2 separate regions of the Homo sapiens genome follow, and region 1 is linked to region 2. The links are chromatin loops, found by intact Hi-C in ENCODE. Cell type or tissue: heart left ventricle. All regions are shown on one strand. Each heading gives the region's core, and the rest is flanking DNA. Links, peaks and the distances in the headings are about the cores only.

Region 1 (8,340 bases), core at 134-8,133, 63 kb before region 2:
ATTATGCTGGGTAAAAAAAAGTCAATTTCAAAAGGCCACATACTGTATGACTCCATTTATATAACTTTCTTCAAATTTGTGATTGCTAGGAGTTATGGGTCGTGGGGGAGTGGGCTGAGTGTGACTGTAACACAAAGGAGATCTTTGTGGTGATGGAATAGTTCTGTATCTTGATCACAATGGTGGTTTCAGGAATCTACCCATGATAAAATGATACAGAACTATATGCACATATTGTGCCACTCCTAATTTTCTGGTTTTGATATCATGTTATAGTTACATAAGGGGAAACTTGGTGAAGAGTTCATGGGACCTCTCTGGACTATCTTGGCTATTTCCTGTGAATCTATAGTTATTTCACAATTAAAAATTTTTTTTTAAATGAAATAGATTAATTTTTAAAAGCTATATCAAACATAATTTAAAGTTTCTTTGACTGTACAAAAAATTCCTTATAAGAATAATCATCAGTTTTCATTATATCATAGACATTCAGAAGGGTCAAATAATGGTCAGTTCTAGTTATAAAATGTCAGTAAGATGATTTGCTAAATTTAATTATTTTTTTTCTCTTTGACAATACAACTGAGCTACTTTTTTACTCTGGCCAGAATAAAGATACATATATCATAAATGAGATCTTGAACTGGCACTTTCTGCTTTCCCGCCTTCTCCCCACCTTTAAAAATAACATCAGATTTATTGAGATATAATTACATATGGTAATATTCACCCTTTTTTACATGCTCAGTTCTATGAATTTTGACAAAAGAATACCACCATCATCAAGATATGTAACATATAAAGCTTAGAAAAGAGAGACTCAAGATGAAACTTGATAACATTTTCATTACCCCCAAAAAGTTTCTTCATGTCCCTCTGTAGTCAATTGTCTCCCTCATCCCTCCTCCTGCCACCTACTGATTTGTTTTCCTGTCCCCATAGTTTTGTCTTTTCTCGAATTTCCTGTAAGTGGAAGGAATAATTTGAGTCTGGCTTCGTTTACTTAGCATAACGCCTTTGAGATTGTTCAAGTTTCAGTAGTTCATTCCTGTCTATTGCTGTGTTGTATTCCATTGTATTAATGTGTATTCATTTGTTTATCCATTCACCAGTTGAAGTACATTTGGGTTGTTTCCAGATTTGCACAATTATGAAAAAAAAAGCTAGTGTAATCATCTAGGTTCAGGTTTTTGTGTGAACATAAGTTTTCATTCATCTTGAGTTAATATCTAGCAGTGGGTTTTCGGGATCATGGTAAATGTATGACTAACTTCACAGGAGGCTGCCAAACTGTTTTCCAAAGTGAGTACTGTTTTGCATTGCCACCAGCAGCGTATTACATTTCCAGTTCCTCCATATCCTCCCAGTATTAGGTATTATCATTTTGTAAAAACCTTTCTTTGCTGGGCACCATTGCTCACGCCTATAATCCCAGCACTTTGGGAGACTGAGGCAGGTGGATCATTTGAGGCCGGGAGTTTGAGACCAGCCTGGCCATCGTGGTGAAACCCCATCTCTACTAGAAATACAAAAAATTAGGCATGGTGGCGTGCGCCTGTAATCCCAGCTACCCGGGAGGCTGAGGCACAAGAGTTGCTTGAACCCGGGAGGCAGAGGTGGCAGTGAACCAAGATTGCGCCTCTGCACTTCAGCCTGGAGACAGAATGAAACTCTGTCTCAAGAAAAAAAAAAAAGAAAAAGAAAAGAAAAAAGGCTTTCTTGGTAAGGGCTATCTCATTGTGGTTTTAATATGCGTTTCTCAACTTATTAGTGATGTTGAGCATCTTTTTATATGCTTAATTACTATTCATATCATAAATGTATGTGCACATGTGTAATTGTGTAATCTCTGTTCAATTCTTTTGCCCATATTTTAAGTTAGATTGTTTGCTTTATTATTGAGTTATGAGAGTCAACTCACTCTTGTATGGTGGATACCGGTCTATTGTCAGATTTTGTGTGCTGCAAAATTTTTCTGTCTATGGCTTGCCTTTTCATTTTCATAACTATTTTTGAAAAGCAGAAGTTTTCAAGTTTGATCAAGTCTAATATATCAAATCTTTTCTTTTATGGATCATACGATTTGTGAATATCTGCAAAATCTTTGCCTAACCAAAGGCCAGGAAGATTTGTCTCCTATATGTTCTTCTAGAAGTTTTATAGTTTTAAGTTTTACATTAAGTCTATGATCCATTTTGCATTGATTTTTAAACATGATGTGATTATTGATATTTACAAAGTTCTCTTCTTATACATATAATTTTATCTGATTTTTTTTTTTTCTTTAGATGGAGTCTCACTCTGTCACCCAGCCTGGAGCGCAGTGGTGAGATCTCGGCTCACTGCAAGCTCCGCCTCTTGGGTTCAAGCGATTCTCCTGCCTCAGCCTCGCTAGTAGCTGGAACTACAGGCGCCCGCCCCCACACCCAGCTAATTTTTTGTATTTTGAGTAGAGACGGGGTTTCACTGTGTTAGCCAGGATGGTCTCTATCTCCTGACCTCGTGATCTGCCTGCCCTGGCCTCCCAAAGTGCTGGGATTACAGGCGTGAGCCACCACGCCTGGCCCTGATCATCAGCGGATCACAAGGTCAGGAGATCGAGACCATCCTGGCTAACACAGTGAAACCCCGTCTCTACTAAAAACACACAAAAAAATTAGCCGGGCGTGGTGGCAGGCACCTGTAGTCCCAGCTACTCAGGAGGCTGAGGCAGGAGAATGGTGTGAACCCAGGAGGCGGAGCTTGCAGTGAGGCAAGATCGGGCCATTGCATTCCAGCCTGGGTGACAAAGCAAGACTGTGTCTCAAAAAAAAAAAAAAACAAAAAAAAAACGAAAGAAAGAAAAAGAAAAAGAAATGTTTGAGGCAGGCACAAGCAGAAATTTTAATCTCCATTTCACAGATGAGAAAACTGAGGATTAGAGAAATGCTGTGTGACTTCTCAAGATCTCACAGCTGATAGGAGATGAAATGGCAAGGTAAGAGGTGAAATTGTGATAAAAAGTTAAGGTCTCCTGCTGTCCCAGGCTAGTACTTTTGAAGCCAGGCAGAGAGGGCTCAGGGTAAGGCTCCAACAAAGTAAAGATTCCCAATGGGGAGCTGAGCAACCTATTTGGCACTGAGGTAAGAGACACAGCCAGTTGACTAGCCCCAGACTGAGCTCCTTTGGCCCATTGGGGCTCCACAATTGGAGAGAGCCAGAAGTTGGCCCAGTGCCTAGCTCATGTGTCACTCTTTGATGATGATGATGAAGAGCTGGAAGTGTTCAAAGGAGAGTTCTGAAATTAATTTCAGAGTTAGAAATTAAAGCTAAGAGGAAAAGTTAAGGAAACGAAGATTATTTGGCGGAGAAAAGAGAGGCTCAAGATGAAACTTGATAACAGCCTTCAGACGAAATAAAAAAAAAAGCTTGAACTTTCCTTCTGAGGGCTGAGCAAAGGGAAACAGTCTGGAAGAATCTAAATAAAAGGGCAAGTTCCTTCCTCCTTAGTGAGGATTGTTATAGACACTTAAGAGCCTTTAGAAACAGGATAATATCTGCTTGAGTTTGAAGTCAGGAATTTGCCAAACATGGGCTCTGATGACGGATTTCAGCATGAGGGTTACATGACTCTTGCACAGTGTCCTTAGAAATCTTTAGGTGGCCTATGAACTTGCCTTGTATCCTAGTACAATTCCAGGGGGCTTTTGTCTGTGGCCTTCTCTACTCCTTAGTCTTATCGTCTTCACAGGGTTCTTCTAATGCTGGAGACAAGCCTGACCTTAGCTCCTGAAAGCTTAACCCCAATGTTTTTTGCCCCTGAAGCCAGTGGCTTAGAACCTAAGGCTATAGATCTGGCTTAGCATCCCTGGAAAGGCCTGAAATATTGACTAGTCCAAATCTTACCGCAGTGATAGAATCCCCTGTTTTATATCTAGTCTCTTCTTGCAAAACTCTCTGAACATCAGGGACTAGCAAGCTGGCAATGCAGACCAATGCAATGCCCCCTGTGAAAGGCCAGAGAAGAAGAGCTGAGATACCAGCAGTACCACCAGGCACTACACTAAGCTAAAGTGTCTTTGCACTTGTTTTCTCTGCAGCATGGGTCGGAGCCCTCGCGATGGGTATGATCTTCTTCTGTTCTCCCATTGTGAGTATATTCACTGACCGTTTGGGCTGCCGAATCACAGCAACCGCGGGGGCTGCCGTTGCTTTCATTGGCCTCCATACCAGCTCCTTCACCAGGTAAGGCTAAGAGTTGGTGGTTATTTCCCCAAGGCTGAGGGTTGGTTTTTTTCTGGGCTTTAGCTAGGGTTACTTTTCTCACTGCAGAATCCCCTGTGGCCATGGCCCTGTAGGGCCCTCAAAGATCCTGCACCCTGGATTCAGAATCCAGTGAATTCATCTGGGTAGGGTCCCCAGGACACATTGGTAGGGAATATCCCCAGAGAGGACCTAAGAGTTCCAAAGTGGTAGGAGTACTCTAAGCCTGGTAGTTCGTAGAGCTGGGCCCAAGTCCGGTTTTGGCCACTGAATGGCAATGGAACAATTGATGAGTACCATTGTTCTCTCTGTGCCTCAATTTCTATATCTGTAACATGAGGGGATTTGACCATATGGTCTTTTTACATCTCTTTCAACTCTGCTATTTGATTCCCCTTCAGTGTGCCACACATCTCACAACCTCACTTTCCATCCCAAGATTGAGCTTCTCGAGTGAGCCCATGTGAACACCTAGCACAGGATTCCCAAAGGAATCTTATGCTGAAAAAAGAGGTCAACTGAGCCCAAGGATGTTTAGCATTTCTGACTCTTTTCCAGATAGCTCAGGCTGCTGACATATGGATGATTTGGGACAGATAATGATTTACATCATGGGCATCAGAAGGATGATTAGCAATATCCCTTACTGAGATACAAACCCAGAACCCAGCTACCCAGCTAGGCCTGGGCTAAACTGAAACCCTAGTCCCACTGGTTCCACTGGCAGAACTTGGCAGTATCAGGTGAGAAGCAGGCTCTAGGTTCATTTTCTGCTTTCTTTTCTGCCAGCCCTGCAGAAGAATGTGTGTAGGGTAAGGGAGAATAAATACCCTAACCACAGCCTGAGGAATATGGAATTCCTAAAGAACTCTGTTGACTTTCTGCCAAAGACACTTTGGAAGTTATGGTACCTCCTACTTCCAATCTGCTTGGGCCGATGTAGGGGAATGCCAGCCTGGAAACACAGAAATGAGAAATGGCCGTGGTGACATGTCTGGGATGAGGTCAGAGCTAATTTGTCAGAGACTTGCTTTCTGAGCTTAGTTACCCAGAAAAGCGTCATGGCTCTCTAGGCCTAAGGTTCCACTCACAGTAGAGAATGATAATTGTGTTTTGCCTTAACTGGGCCCTGTGAGGTAAGCCAGCTTTCTTTATGACTTGAGCATTTCCAGCTGCCCAGCCTACCCTACAGCAGAGCTTGGATTTGGCCTGCAGTCATTTCTTGGCTTCGTCCTGTCCAACTGGGACAGAGAAGGGAAAAACCGTGTCCTGCCTGGAAACTACTCAGCACTCCCAGGGCAGCAGCTCCAAACCTTTTCAGAACCCCTCTGGTGGTCAGCCTCATTCACCCCCAGCAAGCTGGTGCCTGGCTCCTTGTGGGGAGGAGCTAGGCTTCAAAAGCAGCTCCAGTCTCAGCACTATACAGCAAAGGTCTGTTTTTTAAGACCGAGCAGAGCAAAGTGTAAACGGATTAGCAACATATGGATTCCATTTCCCTTCCAATCCACATGGGCTCAATTACAGGAGGGGAAGGAGCTCAGATGTGGTGTTTTCTTCTGGCACGCTACTGTAGGCACATTGGAGTAGGCGTTCTGTTCTCTAGCCCCTAACCTTCTTCTCTACCCGCTTTGTTCTTTCTGTAAGAGGATCTTCAGAGCCAAGAAACTTTCTGGATGGCTTCACATCCAGTGGAAAAATGGTTCTTCTCATGGCTAGAGCTCCAAATCATCCTTCCTGTTGTCTCAATCAGGGCCCTGAGTTCCTCCGAATGACATGGAATGGGGCAGGATGCAGGCAGGGCTGGTGGGGCTTTGGAAAACCCAAACAATGGGCATCCATCCCTGGGGCCCAGCTAGAAGTAGATCCACCACATGGATCTAAACCAAATCCTATGTTTTTCCCCCACTGGCCCCTTCCCTGAAGGTCTAACACAAGGCCCCTTGGATAAGGCCCCCAAGCCAGGCCGATCCCATAGGGTACCTAGAATCTAATGGGCACAGGCCCAAAGGAACCTGACAGAAGAGGAACCGTTGGCTTAGCTATGTGTTCCAAGCAGAGACAACCCTTTCAAAACCAAATCCTTGCTCACGTCCAGTGAATACCAGCAGATGGAAAGCAATAGTGATGACAGCTATCTTAGAATCATGCACCATATCTTCTCTGCAGCTTAGGCCCAGTTCTTTAGTATGAGGACTGGGTCTATCTCCAGAGAAGAACTGCCTGACCAAGAAGAGTATTAGGTAATTTAGTGGCCAGATAAGAACTATTGCAAAATATATTGAGGCATCAAAAAGAAAACAAAATTCTTTACTAGGTTGTGCCAATATTATCTGGGGGCATATGGCTGGCCAAGCTGACCTTCCTATTGCCTTTCCCCTTCTGACCCTTTATGTTACAGAGGCTTATGTCCACAGCAGGGCCTATGAGTTTTAAGCCAGGACCTGTCTTACTTGGCCAGGCCCACAAATTCTTTGAGGCTCCACTTCCTGTCAAGGAGCCAGGCTACTCTAGGGAACAAATCTATACCATATCCAGAAACAAAGGCAGGACTCTAAAAGTTAAAGAGACTCCTTACCTAATGATTCCCGCTGAGATCGTCCAGGGCCTAGTGTAAAGGGACTTGGGATATGTGGACCTTGGGCAGGGTTTGGGAGGGCGTATGTCTCAGAAGAACATCAGCCATTCTCTGAAATATTAATGGCCTTAGCATGGAGAAAGACACTGAAGAGTCCCATGGAAGGTTTCAATCTTCCAGGATTTTGACTTCTTGCAGACCTTTGTTGCTACCTGGGATAAAAGCTTTGCCACCACCAATAGTAAGGTGAGGCTAGTCTCTCTAAGACAATGACTCCCTGTAGCCCCTCATCCAGCTTTTACATGGGCTAGTTCTGGCTTTCCTTTGAACAGTCCTCTTTGATGGGGTGCTATGAGTCATGCTAGAGTCACACAGACCTGGATTCAAGTCCAAGTTTTGCTGATTCCCAGTTATGTTACCTTGGGCTAATTATTTTACCTCGCTGAGCCTCTGCTTCCCCATCTGCAACACAGGGATCAGAAGGCCCTCTTCTTTGTCTGTTCTGAGGGTCAGTGGCAAGTGGGGCTGTGGGTTAAGGGCGGAGGAATGGAAGTCTCAGGAAGCTGACAGGGGAGGGCAGGTAGATTGCTGGTCAGGCTGCTGAGGACAGCTCTTGGTATTTCTCCCACAGCTCCCTAAGCCTGCGCTACTTCACCTACGGGATTCTCTTTGGTTGTGGCTGTTCCTTCGCCTTTCAGCCATCCCTCGTCATCCTGGGCCACTACTTTCAACGCCGCCTGGGTCTGGCCAATGGTGTGGTGTCTGCTGGGAGTAGCATTTTCTCCATGTCCTTCCCCTTCCTCATCAGAATGCTGGGGGATAAGATCAAGCTGGCCCAAACCTTCCAGGTGCTGAGTACCTTCATGTTTGTTCTTATGCTGCTTTCACTCACCTACCGGCCCCTCCTGCCCAGCTCCCAGGACACCCCAAGCAAGAGAGGTGTCCGCACCCTGCACCAGCGCTTTCTGGCTCAGCTCAGGAAGTACTTCAACATGCGAGTGTTCCGCCAACGCACTTACCGCATCTGGGCCTTCGGAATTGCTGCTGCTGCCCTTGGCTACTTTGTTCCCTATGTACACCTGGTGAGGAATACCAGAGTGGGCCCACCCCACCTGGCCCCAAGAAGCTACCCTCAACCTGCCTAGATTCCAGAGGGTGGGGGTGGGAGACATTGAAAGGGCAGAGCTGGGACCTTTGGGAAAAGAAACAAAATATTGGTTGGAGAGATCCAGAGAGGGAAAAAGAGAGAGGTTGAGGGAAGACCTTAGTGGAAAATGGGGGCAATTCCACAGGGGGAAGCCCATGGACCATGGCTTCTCCCACAGTAAAAATTTAGATAGATTTTGAAGAGATACGCATTGCCAGGATGCAGGAGACTGGCCCGGGTGACCCAAGACAGGATTCTGTGGAATGCTGGTCTTTGTGGTCAAATGATTTTGTTTAGGAAGTAACATATACTGGATCTCTCTAGCTTTATAATGTGTAGTAATCTCTTAAAGGGACTAAAAAAAATTGTAGGA
Region 2 (8,325 bases), core at 326-8,325:
AAAACAAAACACACTTTCAGAAATGACATTAGAGACTTGGTGTTGGAAAATACTTGCTTTCGTTCTGATCTGGTAGCCTTTATTCTCATATTGTCAACTTTTCTCCTTCCACCCCAGAAAACTAACTTGAAACTCACTTAAACATATGCTATCACTTAATACTTAACTACAAAGTGGAAACAGATGGTAAACCCAGGTTAGCTGTTCCTAACAAATGCCAGGAATATTCAAATACAGCTATTTCAGATGAACTGCTTGGAAGTTATTTATTTGTATTATTTTAACATATATTATGAACTGAACTAAGAGAAGCTCTATGTAAAAGTTTGGGTGCTCATTCCTGCAATAAATAAATATAACTGCTATTTATCGGCTGCTATATAACGCTGCAGTTGAGGTGGGCTTTCCTAACTTCTAATCACAGGATCCTCAGCCAGCCAAGTTCTTTCGCTTTTGCTAATTCTTAATAGATTTCAAACTTTGGTATGGAGTGTATGTATGTATGTATTTATTTATTTTTTTGAGATGGAGTCTCACTCTGTTGCCCAGGCTTGAGGACAGTGGCGCAGTCTCCGCTTGCTGTACCCTCCGCCTCCCAGGTTCAAGCAATTCTCCTGCCTCAGCTTCCCGAGTAGTTGGGATTACAGGTGCACGCCACCACACCCGGCTAATTTTTTTTTTTTTTTTTTGTATCTTTAGTAGAGACGAATTTTCACCATGCTGGCCAGGCTGGTCTCAAACTCCTGACCTCAGACGATCTACCCGCCTCGGCCTCCCAAAGTACTGGGATTACAGGCATGATCCACCACGCCAGGCTGGGAGTGTATTCTTTTAACCGCAAAAGGGGACCCGGCACAGTGGCTCACGCCTGTAATCCCAGAACTTTAGGAAGCCAAGGTGGGTTGATTACGTGAAGTCAGGAATCCGAGTCCAGCCTGGCCAACATGGTGACACCCTGTCTCTACTAAAAATACAAAAATTAGCCCAGTGTGGTGGCACACGCCTGTAGTCCCAGCTACTAGGGAGGCTGAAGCAGGAGGATTGCTTGAATCCAGGAGGTGGAGGTTGCAGTGAGCCAAGATCACACCATTGCATGCCAGCCTGGGCAAGAGTGAGACTCTGTCTCAAAAAAATATAATTTTTTTTAAGGGAAGGAGAAAGGTGGTAGTTTTGTAAGCTTGGACAGCTTTGATGCACAATTAAAAGAATGAGGCTTTAGTTCTGGCGTGGTGTAGTTGAGCAGATAAGTTGTGCCTATGCACATTCATAAGCGAACTTTTAAAAGTCAACCCCATTTGCATCCTACCTAATCACATTCCTCCATATTGTTCTAGAGCTGCACTGTTCAATATGGTAGTCACTAGCCACTTGTGGTTATTAAGCATTTGGAATGTGCCTTGTCCAAATTGAAATGTATTATAGGTGTAAAATACTCACCAGAATTTGAAAACTCAGTATGAAAAAAATGTAAATATCCCACTAAAAATTTTTATATTGATTACATGTTTAAATATTTACTGGGTTAAATGAAAACATTATTAAAATTAGTATCTTTACACATTACCTTTTGTAATGTGGCTGCTAGAAAATTTAACATTATATGTGGTGATGCATTATATTTCTACTGGACAGTGCTATTCTAGAGCATTTGGTGCATACAGAAGACAAATTGTGAATTTTAAAAAGTAGGTACACCACAGTCACCAACACTGTCCACTGAGAAACTCAGCGATATTTTAGACTTCAGGTCCCCACCCTACCTAAGACACAGGGAAGAGAAACCACAGACCAGCAGAATGCCAAGGATGTATTAATAGTAGGAGCAGAATACACATTTATCTCCTGAGGAAACAAATGAGATTCAGATGAGCCCTTATTCACCCATGAACTTTTACTCCTCAAATACCTACTAGATCTAGCAGTTACAACGTATTTGAATGGAGATGGATAATTACAGTATGTACATTTCTTAAGGTTTTGGTACTATTTTATCTATTTTTTGTTTTTGAGACAGAGTCTTGCTCTGTTTCCCAGGCTGGGGTGCTGTGGCATGATCTCAGCTCATTGCAACCTCCGCCTCCTGGGTTCAAGCGATTCTCCTGCCTCAGCCTCCCAAGTAGCTGGGATTACAGGCATACCCTACCGCGTGTGAACAAATCAAACAGGGTTGCTTTTCGCAGTGGTTCATAAAGTTGTTTCTAAAAGCTATTTAAACAAGTTCCAAATATCTTCTCAGCAATAAAGTTCTTGGAATGCTGATGGCTGCCCAAGGCAACTTAAAGTGCATTTTCTTGCATACCAATAAGCTGGCTGGCATATATATACATATACACACACGTATATATACAGACGTGTATACACACACACGTATACATATATATATATATACACACATATATATATTTTTTGTTTGAGACGGAGTCTCACTCTGTCACCAGGCTGGAGTGCAGTGGCGCTATCTCGGCTCACTGCAACCTCCGCCTCCCAGGTTCAAGCGATTTTCCTGCTTCAGCCTCCCGAGTAGCTGGGACTACAGGCGCATGCCACCACATCCAGCTACTTTTTGTATTTTTAGTAGAGGCGGGGTTTCACCATGCTGGCCAGGATGGTCTCGATCTCTTGACCTCGTGGTCTGCCTGCCTCGGCCTCCCAAAGTGATGGGATTACAGATGTGAGCCACTGCACCCGGCAGGGCATAGTTTTTAAAAAGCTGCAATTTGAATCTTTCTAGTCATTTCATATTTCAAATTGTCATAATTGGGGCCAAGAGCACACGTAATAAGGGGCTGAGATGACCATTTAACAATTCCCCAATTTTTGTTTTTGTTTTCACTGTTAAAGAGGAATTTTTATTAAAGCAAGAATTTTATAATCCAAATTACGTTTCCTTGCTCAGTTATTAATTCTGTTACTTAAAACAGAAGTGACATTTTGAGCTATTCCACAGTAAAGAATTACAAAATTAAAGAAAGGAATGTTTTATATTTTTGTACTTTGCTGAAAATTCTTTTTCCCAGGGTCTATAAAACACTAATTTGTTTCTATATTTTACTATTTTTTTTGTGTTTTTTGTTTTTCAATCAATTAATCTAGGACTAGCATTATGTTTGCTAGACCTGGCATTTGCTCGGTACATACGGTTCAGTTTCCTTCTTTTATATTTTGATATTTTTTTCCATATTTAAGTTTTTCGATGTTTAGATATTTTTCTTTGGTGAAGCACAAGTTTCTTTTCGTGGTCCCTGATCAATTTTAAACAGTTGGAACACCGGTGGCACTGTTAACTGCTTTCTGGGCAGTCTCTTTAGCTTGGTGGGCTTGTAGTACAGCTACAGCTTCATCAACCTTAGAATGGAGTGACTCTGGAGACTTGAGCATATGAAGAAGTTCTGAATTATCAATCTCCAACAACACGCCAGTGATTTTACCGGCAAGAGTAGGGTGCATGGCTTGAATAAGAGGAAACAGCCATTCACCCAACATTTGCTTTTGCTCTTGAGGGGCAGATGCCAACATGGAAACAGTCAAAGGTTCCTGACCTTGTACATGAATAGCAGGCTGTTGCACTGTAACTTGTGGCTGTGCATTAAGATGTTGCTGAGGATTGCAAACTCCCGCAGCATATTTATACTGTGGAACGGTGCGGACAGCAGGAGTAGCTGCAGCAGCTGTAGCTGCAAGACGTGGACCCATTGTCTGTGTTGATGAATTCACCAAATTTTTATTCCAGTCTATTTTGAGACTTCTGGAAATAAAACACCTTGATACCGTTTGCCCTAGGGCTGATTACAAGGTACACTTAAACTGCTAAAATGATAGTTCATGTTATTCATAGTGCTAAGGTGTATCTGGTAATGCCCAGTGCTTTACTGAATTTACAGTATATTACCATTAATCCTCCAAAAAACAAAAAAACAAAAAACAATTTGCGGCCGGGCGTGGTGGCTCACGCCTGTAATACCACCACTGTGGGAGGCCGAGACGGGCAGATCATGGGATCAGGGGTTCAAGACCAGCCTGGCCAACATGGTGAAACCCTGTCTCTACTAAAAATAGAAAAATTAGCTGGGCGTGGTGGCGGGCGCCTGTAATCCCAGCTACTCGGGAGGCTGAGGCAGGAGAATCGTTTGAACCCAGAGGCAGAGGTTGCAGTGAGCCAAGATCGCACCATTGCACTCCAGCCTGGGCGACAGGGCGAGAATCCATCTCAAACAAACAAAAAAATAAACAAAAACCAATTTGGCCTTTTTTTTTCTTGGCAAACCAGCCAAAACTGATGTTTTTCCTAAGAAATCACACCTCATAAGCAATCTAGTCTAGGGCTTGGGATAAATACTAAGAAACAAATTAGAAGTCATATAGTAGTGGGATTAAGAGCACAAGGAAGATGACTGCATCAAAGATGATTGCAAATAATCTGCTACTTACTATGTGACCTGGGCAAATTACCAAACATCTGTATCTCAGCTGCATTACCTATAAAATGGGTGGTATACTTTCACCTCACAGTCACTGTGATGATTAAATAATTTATATAGAATACTTAATACAATGCCTGACAGCAACCAGAAAAGTTTAGCTAATTTAATTATAGTTAGTAATCCATGCAAGGCCTTATAGTTAAATCTTGTCTAAATTCAAAGACCTCAAAGAAACTGGACCCTTGCTTTCTTATTTTTTAAAATGACCATTAAGAGTTCAGTTTATAATCCACCCAGATTTATCGAATCCTTTCTTCTAGGTATCTGGGGGTTTTTTTGAGACAAGGTTTTGCTCTGTAACCCAGGCTGGAGTGCATCAGCATGATCATGGCTCACTGCAGCCTTGACCTCCCGGGCTCAAGTGATTCTACCACCTCAGCCTCCCAAGTAGCTGGGACCACAGCTGTGTACCACCACACCTGGCTAATTTATGTCTGGATCCTTTTCACTGACCTAAGATGCCTGTGCTTTGGCTTCATTGTCTAGAGCACTAACTTTTTGATGGTGGTATTGAGTTTCAAATAATAAAATCATGAATGACACTAAACTTAAAACCTTGGGAAGGTCATGAGTTGAAGAGCTGACTACATCAAAACTATCCTGAGAAACCGAGTTATGATGCCAATGACAGATAGCTCTGCAGGCACCAGAGGAAATGAAACTATAATACAATACACCAGGTGTCACAATGTGACGATTTACTTGAAACAAGGACATCTTAGTGGCTTAAGCAATATGTTTAAGAGATTAAGATAGAAATGGAAGACAGAAGTACAAGCACACGTGCACACCTACAAGTTTTTGTATATATACAGGGCAAGCAAGGGAGTGGTCAGAGCAATGGCGAGAATACAAGAAACAGCAAAGATGCGCCTACTTAAAATGTCATTCACATAAATCTTTCCAGGATTCTTGTATTGGAATATAATCTTTTATTTTACCACTCAACGATTAAGCCATTCAACTACACAACACAGATAAAACGGAAGTTATAACATATAAACCAGTACCTGCCCACACTCATAGCAGTGAGGGGAATAAAAATCAAGGTTGCACTGTAATTCCATGACTCTAAAAATCAAGTCTATTTGACATTGGTTTGAAGCAACAGAACCTTTATAGCAGATTCCCCTTTTTAAAGAAAAACCCAAGGAGAGATGATCAAGCACAAATGATCACTTCATGCATTTTATTGATAGTCTATATTTTAAATCTGCAGTATGACATCTTACATAGGGAAAAAAGCTTCTTCCTAAAAGATAACTATTAATAATCAAACCAGCTTTAATATGATTGACCTTTCAAGGTCTTGTTTTGCTTTAAACAAGTTAACTTTTAGCAGTTGTAAAGCACTGTACAAAAGAAAACTGTGTACATTCTCAAAATTTAATACAGGGCTTCCCAACCAGGAGTCTGCTGGATAGGTATCGGAGAAGGGTGTTATGTTCAGGTTTAAATTGAAAGAAAATGAGAAACCAGATAAAGCAAGCCAACCAAATTAACTTCACTTTGTGCTCCTCTCTGCTTTTTTGAGTCTCTCCCGAAGGTCAGGAAGCCCTGGTATAACAATCACTTTAGTCTTTACAGAACATACATCTATGTGCTTTGTGACCAAAGACATAAAGGCAGCCTTTGTTACTGTTCCCCCTCCAAACCCCTTCAGGTTCTTATAAGCTTCAGAAAGCTTTCCAAGATTGCTGCCCTGTTCTTTGTATGAATCCAAGTAAACAACTATACCAAAGCAGCTCTTCCTGGGAGAAGATAAAACAGGCACAGATACATCACCAGGCCAACTGCGTACCTACTCAACTTGATACCTGATCACATGGCCCTACATCCTTAAAAGCAGCACCAGGGACAAATGGAGCTATCAAGAGGTAAAATCCAAACACTGGACAGTTAAAACACATACAAACCAGTTAAAAGAACATTAGTAATGGGGCACTAAATAGAGTTAAGGCTGGACAGCTGGTTCAACCATACCTTGGTATTGAAATAATTCTGCAAGATGAGGAACTTACAGAGGAACCTTGAAAGAGGCACCATGATATGACAGGGTTCACTTTCACTGCATGTCTTTAAGATATCTACTACTCAGCCCAACTGACCATAAAGCAGCTCGTGGAACTTTAATAAACAAATCCTAATAAAAATAAATAATTTTTAGAATGTTGGAGGGTATGCCTATTTCCTTCAGATCTGATCAAGACATGAGAATTATAAAACCGATACAAACTGTTCTGTGATTATCACTTGACAGTTCTAACACTGTTATACAGCTCAATTCTATGCTGCAGCCTTTAAGATACAAACTGGGGTTACATGAGATCACTCACTTGTTAGAGAAGTATCAGATAAATTTTAGAACTGTTCCAGTTAAGGAAAATAATTCTTAATTTCATAATCCTAAAACTTTTTCTAAAAATTTTTGCAGGGCAGGTACTTAACTCATAGCTGTTTTAGTTGATTAAAAAATCTGATTTAAAAATAAGTAAGGCTGGGCGCAGTGGCTCACGCCTATAATCCCAGCACTTTGGGAGAATGAGGCAGGCAAATTGCCTGAGCCCAGGAGTTCAAGAACAGCCTGGACAACATGGCGAAACCCCATCTCCACAAAAAATTAGCCAGGCAATGTGGTGCATGCCTGTAGTCCCAGCTACTTGGAAGGCTGAGGTGGGAGAATCACCTGAGCCCAGGAAGTCAAGGCTGCAGTGAGCTGTGACCATGCCACTGCACTCCAGCCTGGGTGACAGAGCAAGACCCTGTCTCAAAAAGTAAAAAATAAAATAAAATAAAAATAAATAAGTGACATACTAGTTCCTCGGATCTTTTACTTTTTTCCAAATGAAGTATGCTGTCAATTTACATTTTTCATGTTTTTTCAAAAGCACACAATTTACTAGTTAACTCAATGAATTACAATACTGTTATTGAATATAAACATACTGAAGAATTAAAGGGAAAAAAACACACCTGACACTTTAACATGTGCCTTAACAATCTTGCATACTAAGGTACAGAATACTTCAGAAAGTAACAATTAGCATAGTCTTATAAGACTAGGAGAATAAAAGTGCCCTGCAAACATGGCTTCTATGTACTTAATATGGTAAAACATGTGACAGGGAAGCCTGTAAGGTAAAACTTAAAAAAAAAATCAAATAAGGCAGATTATAATTTTTTTTGTTCGCAAAAGAACAAAGGAGAAAAGGGGAAGAATAAAAACATTCTCCATCTTTAAAAGAAAAAATATTAACAACCATAAGGTGCCACTGTATTTTAGCAAGCTGTAAAAATGGCCTTTTAAGAGGAATTTTGCAATCTTTACCTCCCTATCATTTGGGTATTTTGGGAACTGACCGAAAGTCATGGCTGATGCTTCACCCATTTCATGTCATGGACGCCTGGGAAGCAGGTAGTTAAATACAAAGCATATTATGTGATAACCCTTCATAAATATAATTTGAGACACTGACACTAGGAGAGGATACTTGGCACAGAAAAGACATGTTATGGGGCGGGGGACACATTACTTGAGGCAACACTTACAGCCAATCAGTTTCCTAATCTTAAGGTTTGGATGAATTCCAATCGTTTTTAAAAACTGTGTGTGTACACACACATATTTTATTTCCTGGTGCTAAAGGTCTTATAAACTGTACAATTACCTACATTCCAACACTAATGTGAACACTTTTCTCAATCCCCACCTCCATTAACACCATTAAGGTGTAACTAACATGTTCTTTTCAGAGCAAATATTCCAAATTAACAAGGTGGCTCATCTTCTATAGTGTTGATACAAAGTCAGCAAACTTTTAACTTAACTTGCTCAATTTTGTTT

The links. Peaks named below come from ENCODE experiments on the same cell type or tissue, not always from the same donor. Only the 100,000 strongest peaks of a DNase experiment are listed, where the experiment ranks them.
Region 1: a loop joins it to region 2, with 3 times the contacts of the local background. A loop is called at or near these places in 2 of 110 quality-filtered maps.

What each region holds. Positions count from the first base shown.
Region 1 is chrX:74,516,908-74,525,247 of GRCh38, forward strand. SLC16A2 (solute carrier family 16 member 2) reads left to right here. Exons shown (of 6, transcript NM_006517.5): 2 at 4,083-4,227; 3 at 7,452-7,902. Among named protein-coding and RNA genes, the nearest start is that of RLIM, 94 kb to the right of the region's middle. RefSeq lists an enhancer at 7,364-7,864. In heart left ventricle, for the core only: no CTCF peak of the experiment used is centred there; a DNase peak (open chromatin) is centred at 3,194; H3K27ac peaks cover 692 bases.
Region 2 is chrX:74,579,836-74,588,160 of GRCh38, forward strand. RLIM (ring finger protein, LIM domain interacting) reads right to left here. Exons shown (of 4, transcript NM_016120.4): 4 at 3,141-8,325. It also overlaps the pseudogene PABPC1P3. Among named protein-coding and RNA genes, the nearest start is that of RLIM, 31 kb to the right of the region's middle. In heart left ventricle, for the core only: no CTCF peak of the experiment used is centred there; no DNase peak of the experiment used is centred there.